Regions from separate parts of the Homo sapiens genome. Here regions 2, 3, 4, 5, 6 and 7 are each linked to region 1. A link is a contact called in ENCODE Hi-C or POLR2A ChIA-PET data. All regions are on one chromosome and are shown on one strand. Each heading gives the region's core, a stretch centred on a gene start or an enhancer-like site at or near the end of the contact. The rest is flanking DNA. Distances are from core to core; before and after follow the strand shown. Region 1 holds the start of BTRC (beta-transducin repeat containing E3 ubiquitin protein ligase). Region 2 holds the start of CNNM2 (cyclin and CBS domain divalent metal cation transport mediator 2). Region 3 holds the start of ARL3 (ARF like GTPase 3). Region 4 holds the start of WBP1L (WW domain binding protein 1 like). Region 5 holds the start of TRIM8 (tripartite motif containing 8). Region 6 holds the start of NT5C2 (5'-nucleotidase, cytosolic II). Region 7 holds the start of BORCS7 (BLOC-1 related complex subunit 7).

The links. Hi-C counts contacts between places; a loop is a spot of excess contacts on that map. ChIA-PET counts read pairs that join two places held with the same protein, here RNA polymerase II (POLR2A). Pooled maps may share reads with other maps.
Region 2: a map of CD4-positive, alpha-beta memory T cell shows a loop between it and region 1 (11-fold over the local background). The contact joins the promoter of CNNM2 here to the promoter of BTRC in region 1. A Hi-C loop is called at or near these places in 1 of 168 maps with a recorded cell type or tissue (CD4-positive, alpha-beta memory T cell), 2 of 37 single-sample maps with no recorded cell type and 6 of 50 pooled maps.
Region 3: a map of CD4-positive, alpha-beta T cell shows a loop between it and region 1 (5-fold over the local background). The contact joins the promoter of ARL3 here to the promoter of BTRC in region 1. A Hi-C loop is called at or near these places in 1 of 168 maps with a recorded cell type or tissue (CD4-positive, alpha-beta T cell) and 7 of 50 pooled maps. POLR2A ChIA-PET finds 5 or more read pairs at or near these places in 1 of 52 experiments (GM12878).
Region 4: a map of CD8-positive, alpha-beta T cell shows a loop between it and region 1 (5-fold over the local background). The contact joins the promoter of WBP1L here to the promoter of BTRC in region 1. A Hi-C loop is called at or near these places in 2 of 168 maps with a recorded cell type or tissue (CD8-positive, alpha-beta T cell and naive thymus-derived CD4-positive, alpha-beta T cell) and 8 of 50 pooled maps.
Region 5: a loop to region 1 is called in a map of CD8-positive, alpha-beta T cell, with 5 times the contacts of the local background. The contact joins the promoter of TRIM8 here to the promoter of BTRC in region 1. A Hi-C loop is called at or near these places in 1 of 168 maps with a recorded cell type or tissue (CD8-positive, alpha-beta T cell), 1 of 37 single-sample maps with no recorded cell type and 9 of 50 pooled maps. POLR2A ChIA-PET finds 5 or more read pairs at or near these places in 1 of 52 experiments (RWPE1).
Region 6: a map of CD4-positive, alpha-beta T cell shows a loop between it and region 1 (5-fold over the local background). The contact joins the promoter of NT5C2 here to the promoter of BTRC in region 1. A Hi-C loop is called at or near these places in 1 of 168 maps with a recorded cell type or tissue (CD4-positive, alpha-beta T cell) and 6 of 50 pooled maps. POLR2A ChIA-PET finds 5 or more read pairs at or near these places in 1 of 52 experiments (T-cell).
Region 7: a map of CD8-positive, alpha-beta T cell shows a loop between it and region 1 (10-fold over the local background). The contact joins the promoter of BORCS7 here to the promoter of BTRC in region 1. A Hi-C loop is called at or near these places in 2 of 168 maps with a recorded cell type or tissue (CD4-positive, alpha-beta T cell and CD8-positive, alpha-beta T cell) and 10 of 50 pooled maps.

Annotation. Positions count from the first base shown.
Region 1 is chr10:101,352,559-101,355,819 of GRCh38, forward strand. It overlaps BTRC (beta-transducin repeat containing E3 ubiquitin protein ligase), which reads left to right and starts at 1,607. Exons shown (of 15, transcript NM_033637.4): 1 at 1,607-1,670. The coding sequence starts at 1,623. RefSeq lists a silencer at 1,651-1,830.
Region 2 is chr10:102,916,674-102,919,815 of GRCh38, forward strand. It overlaps CNNM2 (cyclin and CBS domain divalent metal cation transport mediator 2), which reads left to right and starts at 1,621. Exons shown (of 8, transcript NM_017649.5): 1 at 1,621-3,142. The coding sequence starts at 1,808. It overlaps LOC107984265 (a long non-coding RNA gene), which reads right to left and starts at 1,662. Exons shown (of 3, transcript NR_160733.1): 1 at 1,495-1,662. RefSeq lists enhancers at 574-1,260, 1,261-1,947 and silencers at 1,417-1,596, 2,207-2,296.
Region 3 is chr10:102,712,982-102,716,188 of GRCh38, forward strand. ARL3 (ARF like GTPase 3) reads right to left here and starts at 1,416. Exons shown (of 6, transcript NM_004311.4): 1 at 1,292-1,416. The coding sequence starts at 1,294. It overlaps SFXN2 (sideroflexin 2), which reads left to right and starts at 1,655. Exons shown (of 12, transcript NM_178858.6): 1 at 1,655-1,700. RefSeq lists silencers at 1,076-1,175, 1,216-1,265, 1,333-1,727, 1,546-1,695 and enhancers at 1,481-2,057, 2,058-2,633.
Region 4 is chr10:102,742,181-102,745,407 of GRCh38, forward strand. WBP1L (WW domain binding protein 1 like) reads left to right here and starts at 1,768. Exons shown (of 4, transcript NM_001083913.2): 1 at 1,768-1,963. The coding sequence starts at 1,874. SFXN2 (sideroflexin 2) reads left to right here. Exons shown (of 12, transcript NM_178858.6): 12 at 1-1,312. RefSeq lists enhancers at 1,415-1,464, 2,405-2,634 and a silencer at 1,745-1,904.
Region 5 is chr10:102,642,619-102,646,042 of GRCh38, forward strand. It overlaps TRIM8 (tripartite motif containing 8), which reads left to right and starts at 1,861. Exons shown (of 6, transcript NM_030912.3): 1 at 1,861-2,569. The coding sequence starts at 2,000. It overlaps TRIM8-DT (TRIM8 divergent transcript), which reads right to left and starts at 571. Exons shown (of 1, transcript NR_186489.1): 1 at 174-571. RefSeq lists silencers at 1-190, 521-580, 851-950, 1,031-2,010, 3,296-3,424 and enhancers at 499-1,253, 1,254-2,009, 2,111-2,240, 3,021-3,120.
Region 6 is chr10:103,191,846-103,195,299 of GRCh38, forward strand. It overlaps NT5C2 (5'-nucleotidase, cytosolic II), which reads right to left and starts at 1,427. Exons shown (of 19, transcript NM_001351169.2): 1 at 1,391-1,427. RefSeq lists enhancers at 168-856, 857-1,543 and a silencer at 1,242-1,521.
Region 7 is chr10:102,852,858-102,855,914 of GRCh38, forward strand. It overlaps BORCS7 (BLOC-1 related complex subunit 7), which reads left to right and starts at 1,402. Exons shown (of 5, transcript NM_001136200.2): 1 at 1,402-1,570. The coding sequence starts at 1,430. It overlaps BORCS7-ASMT (BORCS7-ASMT readthrough (NMD candidate)), which reads left to right and starts at 1,353. Exons shown (of 15, transcript NR_037644.1): 1 at 1,353-1,570. RefSeq lists enhancers at 922-1,435, 1,418-1,477, 1,436-1,948, 1,548-1,737, 2,745-3,057.

The DNA.
Region 1 (3,261 bases), core at 357-2,856:
GTCTGCACACGGTTATATGCTTACCATTTGTTGGATGACTGAGTGAATAAGATAGTTTAAAATGGAGATTTTTTCCTATAAGTCAAAAAGTATTTTCCTAGTTCATTTATTTTATAAATTCAGATATTTTGTACAAGGCTGTCACAATCTAACTCACTTTTTTTTTTTTTTTTTTTTAGACAGAGTCTCGTTCTGTTGCCCAGCCTGGAGTGCAGTAGCGTGATCTCGGCTCACTGCAACTTCCGCCTCCCGGGTTCAAGCAATTCTCATGCCTCAGCCTGCCGAGTAGCTTGAATTACAGGCGCGTGCCACCAGGCCCGACTAATTTTTGTATTTTTAGTAGAGACGGGGGTTTCTCCATGTTGGCCAGGCTCGTCTCGAACTCCTGACCTCAGGTGATCCACCCGCCTTAGCCTCCCACAGTGCTGGGATTACAAGCGTCAGTCACCGCGCCTGGCCCTAAATCACTTTTGTTGTTGTTGTTGTTGTTATACTGTTCTTTTTCATTGCTAAGTAATATTCCACTGTGCTACATATGGAATATGCTACAATTTGTTCATACAACCACCTGCTGAGGGGCATTTGGGTGTGTGTCAGTTTTTTAGGCTGTATAACCAATTATCACAAACATAGCAGCTTAAAACAACCTAAATCACTTTTAACCAAACCCTAGAGTTTTCTCCTCCTAAGGTAGACCCAATTTCCAAAATAAACCCATATTGTACCTTTTCAGGCCAAAGAAAATATTTATATGCTTTATTTGCTGGAGGCCATTATATTCCACCGTTGAAGGACTTTTGTTAAGTACCTGTTTGACCCTTAGTGCAGGGCTTACATCCCACAGTTAGCAATAGCAAGTTATGTGCTTTTTGAGCTCTAAACACTGAGAATTTCTTGAACCGAGTTCTATTCGGCCCTGACTTGCTGTGGGGGAGAAAAGATTCCTCGGGAGAAGTGTGGGTGGCGATGGCTTAGGAGGACCTTGAAATTCCGCATTTGTCTGTGAGCTGCTGCCAGGTGCCCATTGGCCCAGCTACTCTGGGTCGCAAACCTGCAGATGCCAGATACATGAAATTTGGGGACGTTCAGCTTCCTAAAACCACAGTTAGGCAGGTCCTAGGACCCGTGATTCTTGCCACAGTTTTTCTTAGTATTTGGGCTACAAGTGAGGCATTGGCCGCCATCTTGATATCAAATGCCAGGCAAGCCGCTACTGGCGTCGCTCGGTAACCACGGAGACACCCGTGCCCCTCCCGTTTCTCATCCTTAGAGGCTGTAAACTACAATTCCCATCAGCCGATTTCCTCTGCGTAATGGCAACTTATCTAAATCTGGCTTGTGGGCAACCGCAACGCTGCCGCAGTGAACTGTGGGAGTTGCGGTTCACGGCGTAGCCTCAGTTTTTTTCCTGGGGGAAGTTCCAGAACTACAAATCCCGTGAGCCAGTGGGCTTTCGCCTGCGCACGGAGAAGCCGATTCTCCTTGGCCCCTCAGCCTGCGCCTGAGAGGTAAGAGAGGGCGGGGGGAAGGAAGAGGAGGCGGGATCCGGGCGCTGCGTTGGCTGCGGCCTGGCACCAAAGGGGCGGCCCCGGCGGAGAGCGGACCCAGTGGCCTCGGCGATTATGGACCCGGCCGAGGCGGTGCTGCAAGAGAAGGCACTCAAGTTTATGGTGAGGAGACGGTGGAGGCCGGGGAACGGTGGAGGCGCTGGCGTTGGCGGCGTCGCTGGCCTGGGCCGCCCGCCCACTGCGGGACCGGGCAGCGGGACCCTGGGCCGAGGCTGGCGGCGGAGCGGCTGGAGGGATGGGATGGGAGCTCCAGAAAGGAGGCTGGGGGTTGCGGAGCGGACCCAGGGGTGGGGGCAGCGGCTCCGCCATCTTGTGGATGAGAGGCCAAGTGACAGCGGGAGCTTAATCGAGGAGGGGGCTCCAGGCGGCGCGCGGGGCCCTGGAGGGAAAGGGGCGTGGGGACTGTTACTGAAAAGCGGAGGAAGCTCTCTGGAGAAACGCCGTGAGGCCGCTGGCGGGGCCTTCCTGGTGTCAGGGTTACCGGTAAGGCCCGGGAGAGGAGGTGCATTCACGACTGGGGAAGGGAGCGCGGGATAGAGTGAAGACAGATACGGTGGGTAGAGGGGAACGGGCAGGGCTGGATGCAGATGGATTTAAGGGTGGAGGAGGGAACGCTAGGGCTGGTGAGAGGCTTATAGTTTTGTAGAATGAGGAGGGAGGATAGCCTTTGCCTTGAGGGTGGAATCCCAGCTTGGCCAAACTACTGTTGACAAACTCTGGAAGGGAAGAGGCCTCACTAAAGAAGATAAGGACTGGGAATGAGGACCTAGGGCTATAATGACAGTCCCTGGGAGGGGAAAAGGGTGTTGACTGTAAGCTAGAATTACAAATGTCAGGGAGGGGTACATAACGCTACTTTGAAAGGAGAAGCTAAATACTGTAATAAGGACAAGGTGATGAAAAGTAAGAGCAGATTGTCAGGGAAACATGGGTACAGGAGATTGGGGCAAAATGAGTATCTAATAGGGTAAGCAAAACAAAATTTAAAGGTAAATTGTGGGACGGTAAAATGTGGAGGCCAGGTGCTTTGTATCATTTTCTGGGAAAGGAAAGGCCGTGGAGATGAGAGTTGCAAAGACCCATAAGAAGTGATGAGATCAGTTGAGAAATTTAGGAGATAAAAAGGGTGGAGGTTGGTAGAGGGAAGTAAGTCAGGGATAAGTCAGGATTTGTGGTTACCCGTCAGTTTTAGGTTGAAGCACAGTGTGAGCAAAGATTGGATTTTGTGGGTGTGCTTAAACCCCTTGGAACATATTTCTTTAACTTTGTATCACGCTTTTCTTTTTGCTGTGCTTATCTTTGGCAAACTCGTATAGTCTGATATTTGATGCTTTTAATCTGATGCTTTTTGTATTTCCTAGGTGTAAAACCAGACTTTGTGGTTACAACTAAAGAATGATGGAATGCATAGATTTTAAGCTTAACAGGTGGCCTTAGGGACATTGATATTATTTGCAGTCCAGTCTTGCTTTTTCAGAAGTTATTGTGACTTGTCACTCCAAATCTTACTCCTTTGCTTAAAAAAATAGCTATTTTGTATCTTTGCCTAAAATACCGTAACAAATCCAGATAAACATGGATACTAACAAAATTGAATTTTAGACTTTAAACTGCCCCATTTATAAGAATACTTTTTTGGAATCTAGTCAAATTCACTAAAACTTTATCTTGCATTAGTGTTTTCGAAAACACC
Region 2 (3,142 bases), core at 371-2,870, 1.6 Mb after region 1:
TGGGTTGAGAAGGGAAAGGAACAGGTATCGAAGAGGAAAGATCAGTTAGGAGGCCACTGCAATCATTCCAGAAATTACTCATACCAGAAATTAATCAGAGACGTTTGATGCATTTACAAAAGCGGTGGTAGGGGGGCGCGGGATGTGCTTGTAGAATACAAAAGAGGTAGAGAAACATTAAACATTTTGAATGTTTTAAGTTTCTTTTTTTTCTTTTTTTTTTTTTGATACGGAGTCTCCCTGTGTCACCCAGGCTGGAGTGCAGTGGCGCGATCTCGGCTCACTGCAAGCTCCGCCTCCCGGGTTCACGCCATTCTCCTGCCTCAGCCTCTCCGAGTAGCTGGGACTACAGGCGCCCGCCACCATGCCCGGTTAATTTTTTGTATTTTTAGTAGAGACGGGGTTTCACCGTGGTCTACGATCTCCTGACCTCATGCTCCGCCCGCCTCGGCCTCCCAAAGTACTGGGATTACAAGCGTGAGCCACCAACGCCCGGCCTGAATGTTTTAAGTTTCAAGGAAAAGACCAATTTGGCAGCTACTCTGCTACCTCGTCACCTCCAGGTGACGTTGGGAGTACTGGGGAGCTAGGTTTCCAGAACTTTTTGCTCTTGAGTGACCTAAGACCCTAGCAGAGTTTGGTCAGTGTGATTAAGAATGAGCCTCTGTGGGTCTGTTTAGGATGCTTGCCCCCTCCCATTTCCTTAACTTGCCTGAATTCCTGCTGGGAATACAGATTCGGGGCCCTTCCCACTCTGTAAATATGGGAAAAGGTCTAGGAAGTATATACTCCTAGCAATAATATGTAGGGGTTCTATGACTAGGAAATTTGGGGAACTGTCCCCCTGACCGCTCCATCCGTAACTTCTGCACACCTTTTGGGGTACGCCGCCGACCTGGAAAGCGTTGCAGGGCGCTCATGCTGCCCGCAGGTGGCGCCACGTGATCGCGAGCCGCAGAGAGCCCGTACCCTAGGAGTCTCGAGGCGCGAGGACTGCTGGTCCGCAGCTGTGCCGGGGCCACCGACGCCGCTTACCCCGGCGGAGCGCCGCGCAGGTGGAGTTGGGGACAGCGGCCGGTGCCCCGGCTTTTTAGGCTGTGTGCATCCCAAGCCGCCTCTAGTTGGCTTCTCGGGCTTCCGGGGCAGGAGGGCGCGCGGCTTTGTGCCTACGAATTGAGAACTGGAGAGCCAGTAACCGGTGCACCGGGAACCTGCCGCCTTGCGCCGCAGGGCTTTAGTCCAAACCTGGCCGGTCCAGGCTCCGGGATCTACTACAGGGGCCCCTGGGGAGCGCGGGCCCCAGGGACGGCTCCTTCCCATTGGCAGCAGGACGGATGCCACGCCCCTTTTTCTTCAGCTCTCATCTTTGACTGGCTCTCGAGTCCCAGATGGCCACGCCCCCTCCCCTCGCACATACACAAGAGTCACGCGCCTTTCAGTTGGAAACTTGGCGTGCAGACGGGGACGGTGGCTCTCGTCGCCCCACCCACTTACCTTGCCATTGGTCCGCGGAGCGGCACACGGTCACGCCCCCATTCCAGCCCCCTGGCTGGGAGGGCGGGCACCCGCTTGTGATTGGCTGGTCGGCCTGCCTCTCGCGGGAGCAGCCGGCGCTCCTCTCCCTCCCTCTTTCCCTCCCGCGAGCCTCGGGGTTCCTCAGCTGGCTGAGGTGGAGTCAGTGTCAGTCAGGGAGGCGAACTGCTGAGCACTGGCCGCGGACGCTCCGTTGCAGTCTCGCCCAGGGGCCGGTACCTGCGCTCGCGCCGCCGGGTTGAAAGGATGAAGCCGCAGCTGGAGCAGCCACCCTATGATTGGCTGTGGCGCTTGTGAACCCAAAGTAAAGATGGCGGGCGGGCAGGCAGCCGCCGCACTGCCCACTTGGAAGATGGCGGCGCGCCGCAGCCTCAGCGCTCGCGGCCGGGGGATCCTGCAGGCGGCTGCGGGGCGGCTGCTGCCGCTGCTCCTGCTGAGCTGCTGCTGCGGTGCGGGCGGCTGCGCAGCGGTGGGCGAGAATGAGGAGACGGTGATCATCGGGCTGCGACTGGAGGACACGAACGACGTGTCGTTCATGGAAGGGGGGGCGCTGCGGGTGAGCGAACGGACCCGGGTCAAGCTGCGGGTGTACGGGCAGAACATCAATAACGAGACGTGGTCCCGCATCGCCTTCACCGAGCACGAGCGGCGGCGCCACAGCCCGGGGGAGCGCGGGCTGGGGGGCCCCGCGCCGCCAGAGCCGGACAGCGGCCCCCAGCGATGCGGCATCCGCACCTCAGACATCATCATCTTGCCCCACATCATTCTCAACCGCCGCACCTCGGGCATCATCGAGATCGAGATCAAACCGCTACGCAAGATGGAGAAGAGCAAGTCCTATTACCTGTGCACGTCGCTCTCCACGCCCGCCCTGGGCGCCGGCGGCTCGGGGTCCACGGGTGGCGCCGTCGGGGGCAAGGGTGGCTCGGGGGTGGCCGGGCTCCCGCCGCCCCCGTGGGCCGAGACCACCTGGATTTACCACGACGGCGAGGACACCAAGATGATCGTAGGCGAAGAGAAGAAGTTCCTGCTGCCCTTCTGGCTGCAGGTGATCTTCATTTCGCTGCTGCTGTGCCTGTCGGGCATGTTCAGCGGCCTCAACCTGGGGCTCATGGCCCTGGACCCGATGGAGCTGCGCATCGTGCAGAACTGCGGCACGGAGAAGGAGAAGAATTACGCCAAGCGCATCGAGCCGGTGCGCAGGCAGGGCAACTACCTGCTGTGCTCACTGCTGCTGGGCAACGTGCTGGTCAACACCACGCTCACCATCCTGCTCGACGACATCGCCGGCTCGGGCCTCGTGGCCGTGGTAGTCTCCACCATCGGTATCGTCATCTTCGGAGAGATCGTGCCCCAGGCCATCTGCTCCCGGCATGGCCTGGCTGTGGGGGCCAACACCATCTTCCTCACCAAGTTTTTCATGATGATGACCTTCCCCGCTTCCTACCCGGTCAGCAAGCTGCTGGACTGCGTCCTGGGCCAGGAGATAGGCACCGTCTATAACCGGGAAAAACTGCTGGAGATGCTCCGGGTCACCGATCCCTACAACGACCTCGTTAAGGAGGAGCTGAACATCATCCAAGGGGCGCTGGAGCTCCGCACCAAGACG
Region 3 (3,207 bases), core at 166-2,665, 1.4 Mb after region 1:
TGTAAAATCAATTGAGTTTTTTTTTTCCTTTCTAAATCTACTCACTGGATAATCTGACCAAACATACATCTATTTTTTTTTTTCCTGGGCATCTAGTTTTTTTGTTTTTTTTTTTACTTCTTAAATCAACAGAAATGGCTCAACATTTCTAAAAGTCAAGAAAGGAACTAGGAAGAGAGTTGGAGCAGTGACTATAAGTTTGATGACAGGCTCTTTGCAGCCAACTAACCTGCTTTAAGTGTTCAAAATCAATTTTTCTTTGATAGCTCTAAAATTACTCAATTCCATTTTAACTCCCTCCAACTAACTGTACAGACATTAACAAGAAACAGAGTGTCAACGGTCAGATCTGTCACAACCATAATTTAGAATTTGGGAAAGCTTTAATTGGGACTGACAGAGAAAAGCCTTGCCCCGGATTGAAGTTCGATCTCCATTTTTAACTTCTCGTTCTTTTCAGTTTGGAGAACTCAAGCTAGGATTAAGATCTTTTGGTCCTGGTATGGTCACACGCAAGAGGAGACTGCAAAAGGTTTCGAAGGAAATTCTAGAGACGGAGCAGCTAATATGTCTTCATCAACATGGATTATGTATTGAATGAAAAATCGGTCATCACCAACAATCAGATCCTGCAAAACTCTCAGCAAATAACTAAATAATTCGGGACTGAGGAAGCGCACCCGCCACGCAGACACCAAGACGGCGTAAAATCCACCAGGCATCCCTTCCAAGCGGCACCCCTTTGTGTCGTGGGACTTACTTCCCTACCCCCCAGGGGCCCGCACAGCGCGAGAAGGAGGAGAGCTAGGCTACCATCTCCCCTGCTACCGCCAGGGCGACCTCAGAGCCAATGGGGCCGGCCTTCTCTCCGCTTCTGGCCGGGCTCCAGACGAACCCCACTTTACTGCAAAGCCGCGAGACCGATTGCCCGGGAAGTCTAAGCCTGCTAGCGAAAGCTGCTCTCCGCAGTTCCTGGGATCCGCCCTCACCCCTGTCCCCAGAGTAATGATGGAGCCCGGGCTCCGCACCCGGCCAGCCGCGCACTCTGCCAGCCCCTTCCCCAAGCCTCGGACCCGCTGCAAGCCCCGCCTTCCTCTCCAGGCCCAGGCCTCCCTCCAGGGCCCACCCTCGGGTCTCCCCGCCGACCCCCGAAATCAGTCCACAACCCAGATAGCAGGCTGAGCGACGTCCCATTCCCTCCTTGGCTTTAAGCGCAGTGCTCCGCCCTGGGCCTGGGGACGGGAGGGGGATAACCGGCCGGCTCCAAGGGGGCCCAGGCCCCCACACTCACCATCCTCCCGCCGAGTCCCTCCTCCTCCTCCTCCTCCTGCTGCCTCCCCCGTTACCAGGGGCAACTGCTGCGGCGCCGCCCCCGACGTCCCTCGCACGCACAGCTGAGGAGCTGAGCAGCAATACGGGGCGGGGTGCAGCTCCGCTTTCCCCAGAGTGCGCAAGTGCGCTAAGGCGCCCGCCCACGCAGTGGGCGGGCTACGGGAGCTGCAGAGGCCGCCGCCGGCTCGCCTGGACCAGGGAGTGGAGAAAGCCTGCCCACGTGGCTGGCGGGAGCCTCCCGGCCTGGGATTGGTCGAAAAGGAGGGGCGTGGGGCGGGCGTGGGGGCAGTTCCCCAGCCCAGGTCCTCCTCTCACCCGGGCCAGTTTTCAAGGCGGGCTGTAACTGGTGGCATTTGTCCCGGGACCAGGTAAGGGGCCTTGGGACAATGGCGCTCGCCCTGTCTACCTCCAATCCCCACATCTCGGGTGGGTGCTGAGATTGCTGTCCTGACTGCCCAGGCGGGGCTGCAGCGCGGGCTGGACTTCCACCTGCAGAAGCCACGTGGCGCGAAGTGCGCCCTGGGGCTGCAGATGGGCCCCTCTGCTCTGACCCCCATTGCCTAGGAGTGCCAGGCCGAGCGGCTGGGGCGTTACGAGCTGTCCGGGATGGGGGAGTACCGATGGGGGGAGGCCGTCTGTCGGAGGGCAAGAAGCAGCCTGGGGGCTGGCCCTGAGCCCTGAGGTGAGCTGAAAGCACAGGTGAAAGGCGTTTTGGGGATCGGCCCGGTTTTTGTTTTGACACAGGGTGTCGCTCTGTCGCCCGGGCCGGAGTGCGGTGGCGCGATCTCGGCTCACTGCAGCCTTTGCCTCACAGGCTTAAGCGATTCTCCCGCCTCAGACTCTCGAGTAGCTGGGATTGCAGGCGGGCGCCACCACGCCTGGATAATTTTTTGTATTTTGTTTTTGTAGAGACGGAGTTTCGCCATGTTGCCCAGGCTGGGCTCGAACTCCTGGGGTCAAGCCATCCGCCCGCCTAGGCCTCCCAAAGTGCTGAGACTACAGGTGTTCCAAAGTGGTGAGCCACTGTGCCCAGCCTCTGGCCGGTTTTGCTAAGCTGCTTTGGACAGGACCGCGTACCATCTGTAGTCCTGGAGGAGGCAAAAATGAGCCTGCATTTTTAGCCAAGGAAGAGCAAGTGGGACACTGGGGTGGGTTGGGAAGTGCTACCTCCCATCCCTTTCCCGATGCAGAGGACTATAAGAAGAGTTTACACAAACGTGCTAGGCCCTGTTCTAGACGCTGGAGACACAGCAGTGGACAAAATCAGCCCGTATGGAAATTACATCCTTCCTAATGAAATACATTTCATACCAAATTTCATTTTCACAACCCCTAGAAATTGGTAATTGCGGCCAGGCGCAGTGGCTCATGCCTATAATCCCAGCACTTTGAGAGGTGGAAGGGGAGGAAGGCTTGAGCCCAGGAGTTGGAGACCAGCCCGGGCAACACAGTAGGACCCTGCCTCTACAAAAAAAAATTTTTTTTAATTAGCCAGGTTCCGTGGCGCACTTGTAGTCCTAGCTACTCGGGAGGTTGAGGCTGGAGGATTGCTTGAGCCCAGGAGCTATTATCACATCACTGTACTCCAGCCTGGGTGAAAGAGCAAGACCCTGCCTCAAAAAAAAAAAAAAAAATGAAAACAAAAATCAACATCTGCTGCTTGCATACCTGCTTCAGATCCTTGGAGAGAAAAAGCAGTTCAGAGCCTTGACTAAGGAGGTGATGAATGGAGGTGATACAGGAGCACAAACCCCTATAATCTACTCATCTCCAGACTGTTGGCCCTTTTGTGAAAAAGGCAAGGGAGGTTGCTCTTTCTAAGTTGTCTGGTGCCTAACAGCCCACTTGCCTTGGAGTCAGACGAGTACCCATAAG
Region 4 (3,227 bases), core at 518-3,017, 1.4 Mb after region 1:
TTTTGAGACAGAGTCTCACTCTGTCACCTAGGGTGGAGTGCAGTGGCACAGTCTTGGCTCACTGCAACCTCTGCCTCCCAGGTTCAAGCGATTCTTCTGCTTTAGCCTCCTGAGTAGCTGGGACTACAGGCATGCACCACCACGCCTGGCTAATTTTTTGTATTTTTAGTAGAGATTGGGTTTCACAATGTTGGCCAGGCTCGAACTCCTGACCATGTGATCCGCCCACCTCGGCCTCCCAAAGTGCTGGGATTACAGGCAGGAGCCACCGCACCTGGCCTTTTTTTTTTTTTGAGACAGGGTCTCACTCTGTTGCCCAGGCTGGAGTACAGTGGCACAATCAAGGCTCATTGCAGCTTCAATCTCCCTAGCTCTGGTGATTGTCCCACCTCAGCCTCCCAAGTAGCTGGGACTACAAGTGTGCACCACCATGCTTGGCTAATTTGGCTAATTTAGTTTTTTTATTTTTGTAGAGACAGGGTTCTCTCCATGTTGCCCAGGCTGGTTTCAAACTCCTGAGCTCAAGGGATCTACCTGCCTCAGCCTCCCAAAGGGCTAGGATTATAAGCATGAGCCACCACACCTGGCTATTTTACCAACATTGATCAAGCTCTGGTTGAGCCTTGTACAGGATATTATAGGCTTTAAAAGAAGAAGAAGAAAGACCTGGTATGCTGTACAAAAAACTGCAAACCAGGCACGCAGATATAAGTGTTACAAGAATCCAGAAGAAGCAGCAAGGAGATGGGGCTAGGAGTTTGTAAGCAGGGAACTGTATCTGTAATATGTAAATGAAGTTACTGGGCATCTCTTCAATGGTCAGTGTGAGTGGAATGTGTGGGAAAATGTAGTGGTGAGAGGTGAGATAAAGAGAAGTAGACAGGGACGAAGTCACAGAGAGGACCGTGTTGGGAAGTTTGGACTCTCTATTCTGTAGGTAGATGAAGTATTTAAAAGAAGAGGCCATGATATAGTAATATTTGGTTTAATGTGGTATGGTTGTAGTGTGTGGCGGAAATTTGAGAGGAAGAATTGTCAACTTGCAGGGCAGCAGGGAAGCCATTTGTATTTAGCTAGAAGAACATGGATTGAAGCAATGGATGATGGATTTCAGAGCAATTTGTGAAGTAGAACCAGAATTTTGTCCGTCGAACTTGGGGTGACGAAGCACTATGCCTCAGATAAAGGTACTATCTTCTAGGGAATTCAAACGGACCTAAGCTGCTATTTGGGCAGTTGAGACCAAGAGAGGCATCCTGGTAATAGTGCTGTGCTTCAAGACAAAAGACATTAAAATATTTTTACATTGCAATTGTTTTCCTCTTCAGGAGCGCCTGGTTACCTTTCAGGAATAATTTATTTTCCAACACCCTTGAGAAACATTAAACCTTTTTTCTTTTTTTGATGTGGAAAACTGGAAAACTAGTACTTCCGCCACACTCAAGATGGCTACATCAGAAATAGACTTTTCCATCCACCTGGGTGGCCCCGCCCCCTTATGAAGCTGCTTCCGCCACTCTCTGCGGGTTGGGACGAATTTTACACTTCTTCGCAGCATTCAAGATGGTCCGGCTTCCTCCTACTTTTTATTGGCTGCATCGCTTCGTCTTCAGGGGAAGGCGGGACTTATATTTGATCGACAGCTACATTGATCAATGGACAAAGGGCAAAGGCCAATGAAGCGCTGGAACTGGAGAGTCTCTCGCGTGTCTGGGAGGGTGTTTTGCGCGGGGCGGGGTGGAGCAGAGCCGGAAGCGGGAGGGGAGCGTCAAACAGGAAAAGAAGGGAAGAAGGAAGAAGAGGGTAGAGGAGGAGAGGGAGGAGGAGGAGGGAGGTGGCGGCGCCGTGGCGGAGGAGCAGGAGCAGGAGGGGGATGGAGAGGAGAAGGCTCCTGGGTGGCATGGCGCTCCTGCTCCTCCAGGCGCTGCCCAGCCCCTTGTCAGCCAGGGCTGAACCCCCGCAGGTAAGGGGGAGGGGGCGTCTGGGCCATGTTGGGTCCTGGGGGTCGTCGAGGCCTGGCTGGAGGGGTCTGAAGGAGTGTTGTTGCCAAGAGTTGAGGGGTCCCGAGAGGGGCGTCTATGCCTGGCGTGGACAGGATCTAAAGGGGCGTCGGTATTTAGCTGAGGGACACCTGTGACAGTTTTGGTGTCAAGGAGGTGGCAGAGGCATGATGCCAAGCGAGTGAGGGGCGTTTGAGACGGCAGGTTGGTTAGGTGGGCTGGGGTGACTGTGGCTGGATAGCGGTGCCAAGCTGAGGATGTGGGCCTTATTCGTGTCCCTCTGTGGAGCAGGTGTCCCAGGCAGTAATGCAGTATGTACGTCTGTGTGTGTAGGGGTACACAGGCTATTGAGTTGGCCTGTGAGGGAGGGGATCCTGAGGATATTTCTTTAAGGATGGACTGGGGAAAGTTCCGAGGGCATCTTAGTACGTTTAAAAAAAATTACTATGTTCCTGGGAGAGACTTGGCCCCATTTTAAAATCTGTAAGCCATGGCGCACTTGGTTGGAGGGAGGACTCTCAGAAGGCAGGTGGGATGAAACAGAGTGGAACCCCTCAGGAGGAGGAGCACACTTGAGCTGTAACAAGCTCTTGCTGTTAGGCTGGCTGGCCTGGGAGAGCAAGTCACGGATGCTGATCTGAGCCAGCTCAGGGCTTTTGACCAGAGGGTGGTTCTGATGCCAATATGGGCAGCAAATGGAGCACCCTAGCTTTTCTTGCTGGGTGGCTTGCTCTTTATCCAGGCAGAGAAGCTTGCTTGTGCTGATTCCAGCTCCAGCTGGCATTTCAAAACCCTAATGGGAGCGTTACTCCTGGTGCCAAGTTGGGTGGGGTGCAGTGGGGGCAATCACCCCTCCTTCCTTGCATGTGGCAAAGCTTTATGATTCTTTTTTCTTCACTTTCTGTTCTTTTCCCCGTTTTTTCAGAAAGGCATACACACATAGACGCATAGCGTAGTGGCAAAGTTTATACAACTTAGCGCTTGAACTTGTGTTGTGAACAAGAGCAGAAACTGAGTGCCAGCAAAAATACTTATCTTTTCCCTAGGAGTTTTAGGGCTGCCTTTTCACAAATACATCTTGTTTTGCCCATTATCCTCTATTTTAAAATACTGATTAAAAAATAAGTTGAAATTCACATGACAAAAACCATTTTAAAGTGAACAATTCAGTGGCATTTAGTACACTTACAATGTTGTGCAACTACCACCTCTATCTAGTTCCAAAAC
Region 5 (3,424 bases), core at 611-3,110, 1.3 Mb after region 1:
GACCCCCGAGTGCCCCTCCGGCTGGTCCCGCGGGCCGCGGCATCTCCGCCGCCGCCTTCCTCGCGGCGGCGGCGAGGGCGCCCTTTCCTCCCCGCGCGGGTGACGGGGACGCACCCCCACCCCGGGGCGCCCCTTCGCGGGGGGAGAGCCGGGCCCGAGCAAGTCGAGGCAGGAAAGGGCCGCCACGGACTGCCCGGCCCGCCGATCGTTTTTATTATCGAGATTATTATTAAAAGGGGGCGGGGACCCCAGGACGCGGGGGAGGGGCTGGATACGCAGGTATTTTTATTAAACAGATTATTCCTGAAATAATAATACGCGCAAGATGGCTGAAGGTGGCTGTGATGAGAGTGTTGGGGTTGGGATTTTTTTCTTCCTGTTTTTTCTTTTTTGATCTGAGGATAAAGCTCTGAGGCGACAGCGGCTGCGGAGACCCTGCCCGAAGCGCCCTCCCCTCCCTTGAGAAGCCGCGGGCAGACAGACGGACCTCGGACCGAGCAACGGGTGCGGGCCCGCCCCGGACGCGTCGCCTGGGCAGCAGCCGGGGACCGCGGGCTCTCGCCTTTCTGCCGACTTCTTCCAATTCTCATCTTCTTTTATTTTTTGGACAGGACCGGGGTGGGTGGAGCAGAGGTGGAGAGAAATCGGGACTTGGCATTTTCTCCCTCTCTCTCTCCTAATTTGTTGGAGGCCGCCAGCCCTCCCCTTGGAAAAAAAAAAATCCCACCAAAAAAAAAAAAAAAAGAATCAGGAGCGAGAGGACGCCGCGGGGCCCTCAGCGAGCGCGCCCAGACCCCGGCCGCCGCCGCGGAGCCCAAGATGGCTGGGCGCTGAGGGTGGCGGCTCGGCCTGGCCCCGCCGCCGCAGGCTGGCTCCGACCGCAGCCCCGAGCCTTCCAGGCCCCAGCAGAGGCCGAGAAGAAAAGAAAGTGGGGAGGAGGGGGCCGGGGGGGCGAAGGGGGAGGGCCGGGGGAGGGGAGGGGAGGGCCGGGAGCCGAGCCTCCTGTTCATTAGCAGTTGAGAAAAATTCCTTTCTAGTTTGATCAATCCTTGTTTTCCTCGGCAGAGCCCGGGCGCCCGCCCAGCGCGGAGACGGGCGCGCGGGGTCTCTCCGCGGCGGGGGCGCCGGGCCTCGGGGGAGCGCAGAAGTAGCCGCCCGGGGGTCAGGCCGGAGCGCCGCCGGGGCTTCTCCCTCCCTCCCTCGCCGGTTGCCTTTTTTTCCACTTCTCTCCCTCCCCCTTCCGTTTCTATTTGTGAAGGGAGGAGGAAGGCAGAGGCGGGCTGGTGTCTCTGGCCGGGGACTGGAATTTCATCTGAATGACTGCCCCTGCGCGCACGCAGCGCCCCGGAGTCGGCCCGCCCGCGCCCCGCAGCCCGCGCCCGGCCAGCCAGCCGGGGGACGCCTGCACCGTGGCCCGGGGACCGCCGGCCTGCCCCTCCCGCCCCGTCCGGATCTAGCAGCCCTCGGCGCGGCCGCCCTCGCCTCCTGGCCCCGCAGACCCCGGGCTCCGGCCCCTGCGAGGGAGGTGCGGCGCCGACGAGCCAGGCAGGAGCCGCCGCTGCCGCCGCCGCCGGAAGAAGTGTGCTGCTCCCAAGCTCCGTCTGCCGCGGGGCGCGCCCCAATGTCAGCCGCGGGGACGAGCGCAGGCCGCGGGCCGCCACTGCCCTAGCCGCGCCGACGGGGAGGCGGCCTCTTATATGGAATTTGGACCCCGGCGCTCCCCTCCAAGGCTGGAGTCCCGGCCGCGGCCCTGGCGCAGTCCGCCGCCTCCCGCTAGGCGCTCGGGAGGAGGAGGAGACGCAGCCCGCTGCGCGCGCGGCGTGAGGACCGCGGCTCCCTCCTCCGGGGGGCGGGCACGCGGAAGGCGCTGCTGACTGAGCGACCGTCGGGGCCGGCTGGGGCCGGAGCTCGGGGCTCGGTGGGCCTACAGCGGCTCCGGACGGACCCCCGGGGCTGGGGAGTCGGGGAGGCCTGCCCCGGCCCCCTGCCCGCGGCCGCCATGGCGGAGAATTGGAAGAACTGCTTCGAGGAGGAGCTCATCTGCCCTATCTGCCTGCACGTTTTCGTGGAGCCAGTGCAGCTGCCGTGCAAACACAACTTCTGCCGGGGCTGCATCGGCGAGGCGTGGGCCAAGGACAGCGGCCTCGTACGCTGCCCAGAGTGCAACCAGGCCTACAACCAGAAGCCGGGCCTGGAGAAGAACCTGAAGCTCACCAACATCGTGGAGAAGTTCAATGCCCTGCACGTGGAGAAGCCGCCGGCGGCGCTGCACTGCGTGTTCTGCCGCCGCGGCCCCCCGCTGCCCGCGCAGAAGGTCTGCCTGCGCTGCGAGGCGCCCTGCTGCCAGTCCCACGTGCAGACGCACCTGCAGCAGCCCTCCACCGCCCGCGGGCACCTCCTGGTGGAGGCGGACGACGTGCGGGCCTGGAGCTGCCCGCAGCACAACGCCTACCGCCTCTACCACTGCGAGGCCGAGCAGGTGGCCGTGTGCCAGTACTGCTGCTACTACAGCGGCGCGCATCAGGGACACTCGGTGTGCGACGTGGAGATCCGAAGGAATGAAATCCGGGCAAGTACCCTACGCGCGCGCGCGCACACACACACACACAGACACACAGTCCCTTCCTCTCTCCCGCCCCGGGACCACCCATCCCGACAGGCTGACTCTTGTGACATCAGGCCAGTGGCCCCTGGCCAAACTCTTCTCTGAAAGTTTGGGGACAGGGTCCTGGGAAGAAGGGCCCCGGGTCGCTACTTGGTACATTCTCGCACCTGTGCGCACAGGGTCCGTCTTCTGAGTGCTTTATGGGATTGGGGTGTGGGACCGTCAGGGGTAGAGTCTGGGTGTTGCTTTTCTGTGGTGCGCAGCTCCCTCCCCCAGTCTTGTTGCTGTAGGCCCTACGGGAAGTCACCGAGGCAGTGACCCCGGTCCTGCCTCTCCAGCTGCTGTTTATGTAATGAGTGTCCCGGTGCCGCTGCTGTGGCTGACATGATCCATGATGCTGGCATACCAATGAGGAAGTAAACAAAAGCAGCCATGTTAGTTTTCAGCGCTATTGGAAACACACTGGGGGGGGAGTGGGGGGAGTTTCCAGAGGGAGAGCAGAACTCCGGCCGTCTCTCTGGACAGGGCCTGGGCAGCCAGCGAGGCCCCGACAGCGGCTCCGCTATTTGGATTCCTCCCGAGAGCCGGCTCTCCCTGTGTGAGAATCGCTGCCCTGTGTGCCTGTGTGTCGCACGGGCCGCATGAACAAGCCTTCAAGTATCTGTCTTCATCATCCTGGCCCTTTCGCCTAGCACAGCCCTCTCGCCGCCCTCCCACATTTGGGGAGGGGAAGTGGAAGACGGAAAAAGAATCCTGTGGGTTTAAGGTTGAGCCGCCTTGAAATCTGGTTTCAGGCAGCTGGCTCCCCTGGGCTGCCGG
Region 6 (3,454 bases), core at 177-2,676, 1.8 Mb after region 1:
TGGAAATGCACTTCAGAAATAAGTCTGTGTATGCTAGTATCAACCCTGCATGTGGAGTTTTTATTTTAATTACTAACCAGCTATGTTTTCTTGAACTTAACCTTTTTTGTTCTTTTTTTTTTTTCCACTCTCAGCTCACACCTATTTTTTTTCTCTTTTCGAACTTCACCCTTTCAGGCCTGGATGTCTTCATCTGGATAAATTCTAACCGTTGTTGAAAAGCCATGTGGTAAATATTTTTGAAACCTAAAGCCTTCTCTACGCAATAACACTAAGTTTTCATGGTAAATGACACAGTTTCAATATTCTCCCTTTCACATTATGGTCAGTAGTTTGCATTCGTTGCTTGAAGAGGCGAAATGAATAGTCTACAGACACTGGGAACCAAGTACAGCTCAATCCTGAAGAACTCATCGGCCCCTGGACGGGCGCGCACACACCCCCCTGTAATGGTGACTAGTCATTTCGGGGCGCTGTACTTCAGAGCACGACCCCCCTCAAACATCAAGGCCCTAAAGGTGAAAGCCCAGGAAAACGTCGATTCGGACAGCAGCCTCTACCTGCTGCTTTTAGAAGCTGTGGCCTGCCGGAGTCAAACCCCCAAAACGTTTTTCTTAAACTAAGGGTTCAGGCCTCAGATCGGCATCTCGCCCTCTCCGATTTCAGGAGCCCCGAAAAAAGGAGAAGAATAGGCCGCCACTGAACGGCTCAGCCCCCTGACCAGGAGCTGTCCGGATGTTTTTTGTGGCGGCTTGCAATTCGCTGTGACCTTTCCAGGAAGTGTTGCACACGGGCGTGTGGCAAACGAGCTGGCCGTTTCTCGCGGTCCTGCTAAAACGCTGTCAACCTGGCGCTCCACCAGAGGCCCCTTGGCTTCTCGGGAGGCGACCGAGGAGCTCTGGGGGCGGGGAGGCTTTTACAAGAAGCGAAAAGACGGCCTCAGGGGTGGCCGGGAACAGCCTGGAATCAGCTGGAGGACGTCAGCAGGACTGAGGAAAGGGCTACCACCAGCGTGAGGAAAGGGGGGAAGAGGGCGGAACGCGGCGAACGGCCGCGCTGGGAGGCTGAGGCGGGGTCCCAGCGAGCCGGCGGCTGGGAAACAATGGCGCGAGCGTGACGTGGGCCGGAGGCGTCGCGGCGGCGCGGAGGAAGGGGCTGCCGTGGGGCGGGGGCCGCACCGAGGGAGTTGGGAGGCGTGCGGCGTCCGCGAGCGCGCTGGCGGGGACTCGGCCTAAGGAGAGGGGCCTTGGGGCCATGGTCCCTGGGGGCCGGGGGCGGGGGCAGGCGGCGGCCGCTACCCTGGGGTCGCGTGTTCGGCCGCGCACCTCCCCACCTAGCTCCCCGTTCGCCCGCTCCTTCCCCGCCCGCCCACGGGGCCCGCCGCACTCACCGGCTCCAGCGCACCGCAACAATCCCAGCGCGCAACTGCCGCAGCCGCCTCAACGCGCGCCCTCCCCGCCCCCGCCGCCCGGCACCGCCCCGCGCCGCCCCTCTGCTCGCGCCCGGCCAGGGACCGGCGCGCTGTTCCGTCCCCCAGCTCCGCCGCAGAGTTCGGCGAAGCCGACGCTCCCTGACCGCGCTGCGTCTGTCTGTCCCGCGGGTCTGGAGATCTTCAAACGATGGAACACCGGCTTTGCCCTTCTGAGGGTCTCCATCCCTTGGCATTCTGCCTGCGCCCCTCAGCCTGGCCCTGGGCTAACCTCTCCACTGTGTCTCATTCAGAAGAAGCTTTTCCTTGGGAGGAGAGGGCATCCTTTTTCCCAGTCACAGAATGTTTTGGTCTAATGGACCTCAAGGCCCCTCATGCGTCCACACCCCCATGGCACCCTCGAATCCCCTTGATGGCTAAAAACACCAGCTTTGAAGTTTGTCAGAACGAGTTCCAGTCCCAGTACCACCACTTACAAACTGTAACCTCGGGCGAGGTACCTGACCTCCTATACCTGGTGCCCACATTTGTAGCACCAGGATAGGGAACAACAGTCCCCACATCAAAGGGTGTTGACGGGATGAAATCACACAATATAGGTGAGGCCCTCAGCAGGATCCTGGCACACAGTAAGCACTCAATAAATGTTCACCCCACCACCAGCAACTCAGCAGGAAGACTCCGCAAAAGCAGCTAGCTATTTCCAGAGGACTGAATTCCTTGGTCCGAGCAGCTCTCACCAGTGAGAAAATGTGTCTAAACTTCCACTCTCAGGGCCGAAATTCGATGCCTTGGAGCCACAGAGAACAAACGTCTAATCTCTCCTGGACCTTTGACTTTTCAGATACTTTACTTCTATCACCTCTGCCCAAGGTCTTCTCATTCCACATCAGTGTCTCCCGTTCCTTCCATTGTTCCTCCTCTGCCCTGGTTTTGAGGGTCTTTATCCCTCTCACGCAAATGGTAGATTTGACTGTGATTTCTTTAGAATACATCACCCAAGACTGAACCAAATGTTTGTGGTATCATCAGAGCAAAGCAGGACTATAGCTTCCTCCTTTTGGGACCTATCGCTTTGCACTCCTGCGATAAAGTTCTTGGCACCCATACTGTTGACTCATATTGGGCTTGCAGTCAACCAAAACCTCCGCGTCTTTTTAATAAGTGCTCCGCCAGAGCACTTCTACCCCTTCTTGTGCTTCTCAGCCAACTTCGCTTCAGGTCAGCTAAGGATAGACCTTGGGCCCCTCACCTTCTAAATTTCTCAGGATATATGGAAAAGAGGAATAGGGGTTGGAAGCTGGCATAACACAATCTTTAAACCAAGTGCATTTGAAAAAAGGCCAGGGTGGCGGGGCGTGGTAGCTCACACCTGTAATCCCATCACTTTGGGAAGCCAAGGCAGGTGGATCATTTGAGGTCAGGAGTTCAAGACCAGCCTGACCAACATGGCGAAACCCCATCTCTACTAAAAATACAAAAATTAGCTGGGCATGGTGGCACGCACCTGTAGTCCCAGCTACTCGGGAGGCTGAGGCAGGAGAATCGCTTGAACCCGGAAGGCGGAGGTTGCAGTGAGCCAAGATCACGCCACTGAACTCCAGCCTGGGCGACAGAGGGAGACTCCATCTCCAAAAAAAAAAAAAAAGAAGAAACGAAAAAAGGCCAGGGTTTGTGTCTAAACACTATGGTACTGAGAGAAAAACAAATATAGAGACACACACAAATGAATGTGATCACAACTGTGAAAAAAAACTGCACACGCAAAAGACTACAGGGAAATATGTAATTGATTATGTTGTTTTCTCTCAGTGATAAGATGGGGTGGTTTCTTCTTTGTACTTTTGTATTAATTTCTTACGGTGTTTGTATTACTTTTATAATCAAGAACTTTGTTTTAAAAAATAAATCAGAAAAAAGAATTTAAAAAATCAGAGAGATGGAATAACTTGAAAAAAACTGAAAACAAAGTTAAAAGATAACAGAATAAGGGGAAAACTATTCGCAATACACAAAAGACAAAGG
Region 7 (3,057 bases), core at 152-2,651, 1.5 Mb after region 1:
TTGTGCCTTTTGCCAATTTTTCTATTAGATTGTTTTTCCTTCTTCATTTGTTTACAGGCCTATCTGCCTCATCAGCCTGGGAGTTCCACAGAGACAAGAACTGTATTTCATTTCTTTCTCTATCCCCAGCCTAGTACAGTGTCTGGTATTTAGTTCATGAAATGTTTGTTAAAATTGAATGGAATGAGGCCAGGTGCAGTGGCTCACGCCTGTAATCCCACCATTTTGGAAGGCCAAGGCTGGTGGATCATTAGATGTCAGGAATTTGAGACCAGCCTGGCCAACATGGTGAAACCCTATCTCTACTAAAAATACAAAAATTAGCCGGGCCTGGTGGCAAGCACCTGTAATCCCAGCTACTTGGGAGGCTGAGGCAGGAGAATCACTTGAACTCAGGAGGCGGATGTTGCAGTGAGCTGAGATCGAGCCACTGCACTCCAGCCTGGGCAACAAAGCGAGACTCCATCTCAAAAAAAAAATAAAATAAAATAAAATTAAATAAAATGAGACAAGTTATCGCTATGTTGCCCAGGCTGCTGATACTGAACTCCTGGCCTTGAGTGACCCTTCTGCCTCGGCCTCCCAAAGTGCTGGGACTACAGGTGTGTCACCATATGGATAGGTTGGCCTTGAACTCCTGACCTCAAGTGATCCACCTTGGCCTTTCAAAGTGTTGGGATTACAGGCGTGAGCCACCACGCCTGGCCCCTTGTCTCAATTAATCAAAAAAAGGCCTAGGCAACAGAACAAGACTCTGGGGAAAAAAAAATATATATGTATATATATATGTGTATATATATGTATATATATGTATATATGTGTATATATGTGTATATATATGTGTATATATATATATGTGTATATATATATGAATGGAATGATATTCTCATAACCCCTTGGAAACATTATTACTTCTGTTTAACAGATGAGGAATATAAGACAGAAGCTGAGTAATTTGCAGCCACACACTGCTAAATGGTAGCATTGGGACTGTAATCCGGGCCTTCTGATTCTTTTTAATTATTTGTATTAATTTTAATTTTATTTTATTTTTAAAGAGATGGAGTTTCGCTATGTTGCCCAGGGTGGTCTGGAACTCTCAGGCTCAGGTGATCCTCCTGCCTGGGTCTCCCAAAGGGCTGGGATTTCAGGCGTGCGCCGCCATGCCCTGCCGCAGGCTTTCCGATTCTGAACCATAGAGTCAATGAAACTGTCCTCCATCCCCTCCAGAGATGTTTGCCTGGACCCTGTTTTCCTCAGGATATCAATGAATAGTTCATGAGTTTAGTGAGCAAAGGTCAACCTCCATCAGGCGCATGCGTCCCTTCCTTTTCCCATGGAGGAAGAGACGCCTCTTTTCCTTCCGCTTTGCTTGTCTTTTGGCCCCGGCGACTCACCATCGTCAGTGCGCAACCGTTCGCTAACTGAAATGATGGCGACTGGAACGCCAGAGTCTCAAGCGCGGTTCGGTCAGTCCGTGAAGGGGCTTCTCACGGAGAAGGTGACCACCTGTGGTACTGACGTAATCGCGCTCACCAAGCAGGTGCTGAAAGGCTCCCGGAGCTCCGAGGTGAGCTGGAAGTGGACTCTCCCGGCCTGATAGTCCGGGGAGTCGCAGTCTTTCGTTGCTGTGGGAAGGAGGTCGCGTTGCATCTTGGGAATTGTAGGCTGTGAAGTACTTGCTATGAGTAGGTCTTCTTCGCGGAGGCGCGTGTTGCATTCTGGGGTGTGCAGTCTCTTTGGTTAGGGACAGTGTGTGAGGGTTGGGGGAAGAAGCGATGCCATGGGAACCTGTGCTTTAAAACAGCTCTTTGGGAGGCCGAGGCGGGCGGATCACCTGAGGTCGGGAGTTCGAAACTAGCCTGACAATCATGGAGAAACCCCCGTCTCTACTAAAAAATAATAATTAAAAAAATATATAGCCGAGCGTGGTGGCACATGCCTGTAATCCCAGTTACTTGGGAGGCTGAGGCAGGAGAATTGCTTGAACCTGGGAGGCGAATTATATATATAAGTATTATATATTACGTATTATATAATATATATACGTATATATTATATATAATGTGTATGTATATATTACATATATAATATACATATATATTATATATAATATATGTAATATATATTATATATATTTTCAACTAGAGGTGTTTATAGTTAACCACCTGTAAATATTCAACATATTCATCATAATAAACGTACATTTATTTAGCATTTTATATATGCTAGACACTGTTGTCTTTTATGGAGTTTAATTCATGAAGTCTTTAGAATGACTAATTGAAGGAAGTACTTTTCCTTTTTTTTTTTTTTTTTTGAGACGGAGTCTAGCTCTGTCGCCAGGCTGGAGTGTAGTGGTGTGATCTTGGCTCACTGCAACTTCCGCCTCCTGGGTTCAAGTGATTCTCCCGCCTCAGCCTCCTGAGTAGCTGGGATTACAGGCACGCACCACCACACCTGGCTATTTTTGTATTCTTAGTAGAGATGAGGTTTCACCATGTTGGCCAGGCTGGTCTCGAACTCTTGACCTCATGATCTGCCTGCATCAGCCTTCCAAAGTGCTGGGATTACAGGCGTGAGCCACCGCTCCTGGCAGCATTGCTTCTTGAGCAGTCTCCACATAGCTATTTTGTTTGATTAGCTGAGAATTTCATGTGTAAAAAACTCATTCCACAGTATTCATTTAACAAATACTTATTGGGTGTCTGCTATGTGCCAGGAACTGCTCTAGGTACACGGAATAAACAAAACTAAATCCCTCTACTTGGGAAGTTTACATTTTAGTGAAGAGACAGACGATAAACAAGTGAAACAGAAAAAAATCAGGTGGTGGTAAATCCTGTGAAGCAAAATTAATCTGGGAATAGAGAGTGATGAAAGGGTTAATCTTTGTTTGTTTGTTTGTTTTGAGACAGAGGAGGAGTCCCACTAGCTCTGTCACCCAGGCTAAAGTGCAGTGGCCCGATCTCGGGCTCACTGCAACCTCTGCCTCCTGGGTTCAAGCGATTCTCCTGCCTCAGCCTCCTGAGTAGCTGGGATTATAGGCGCCTGCCA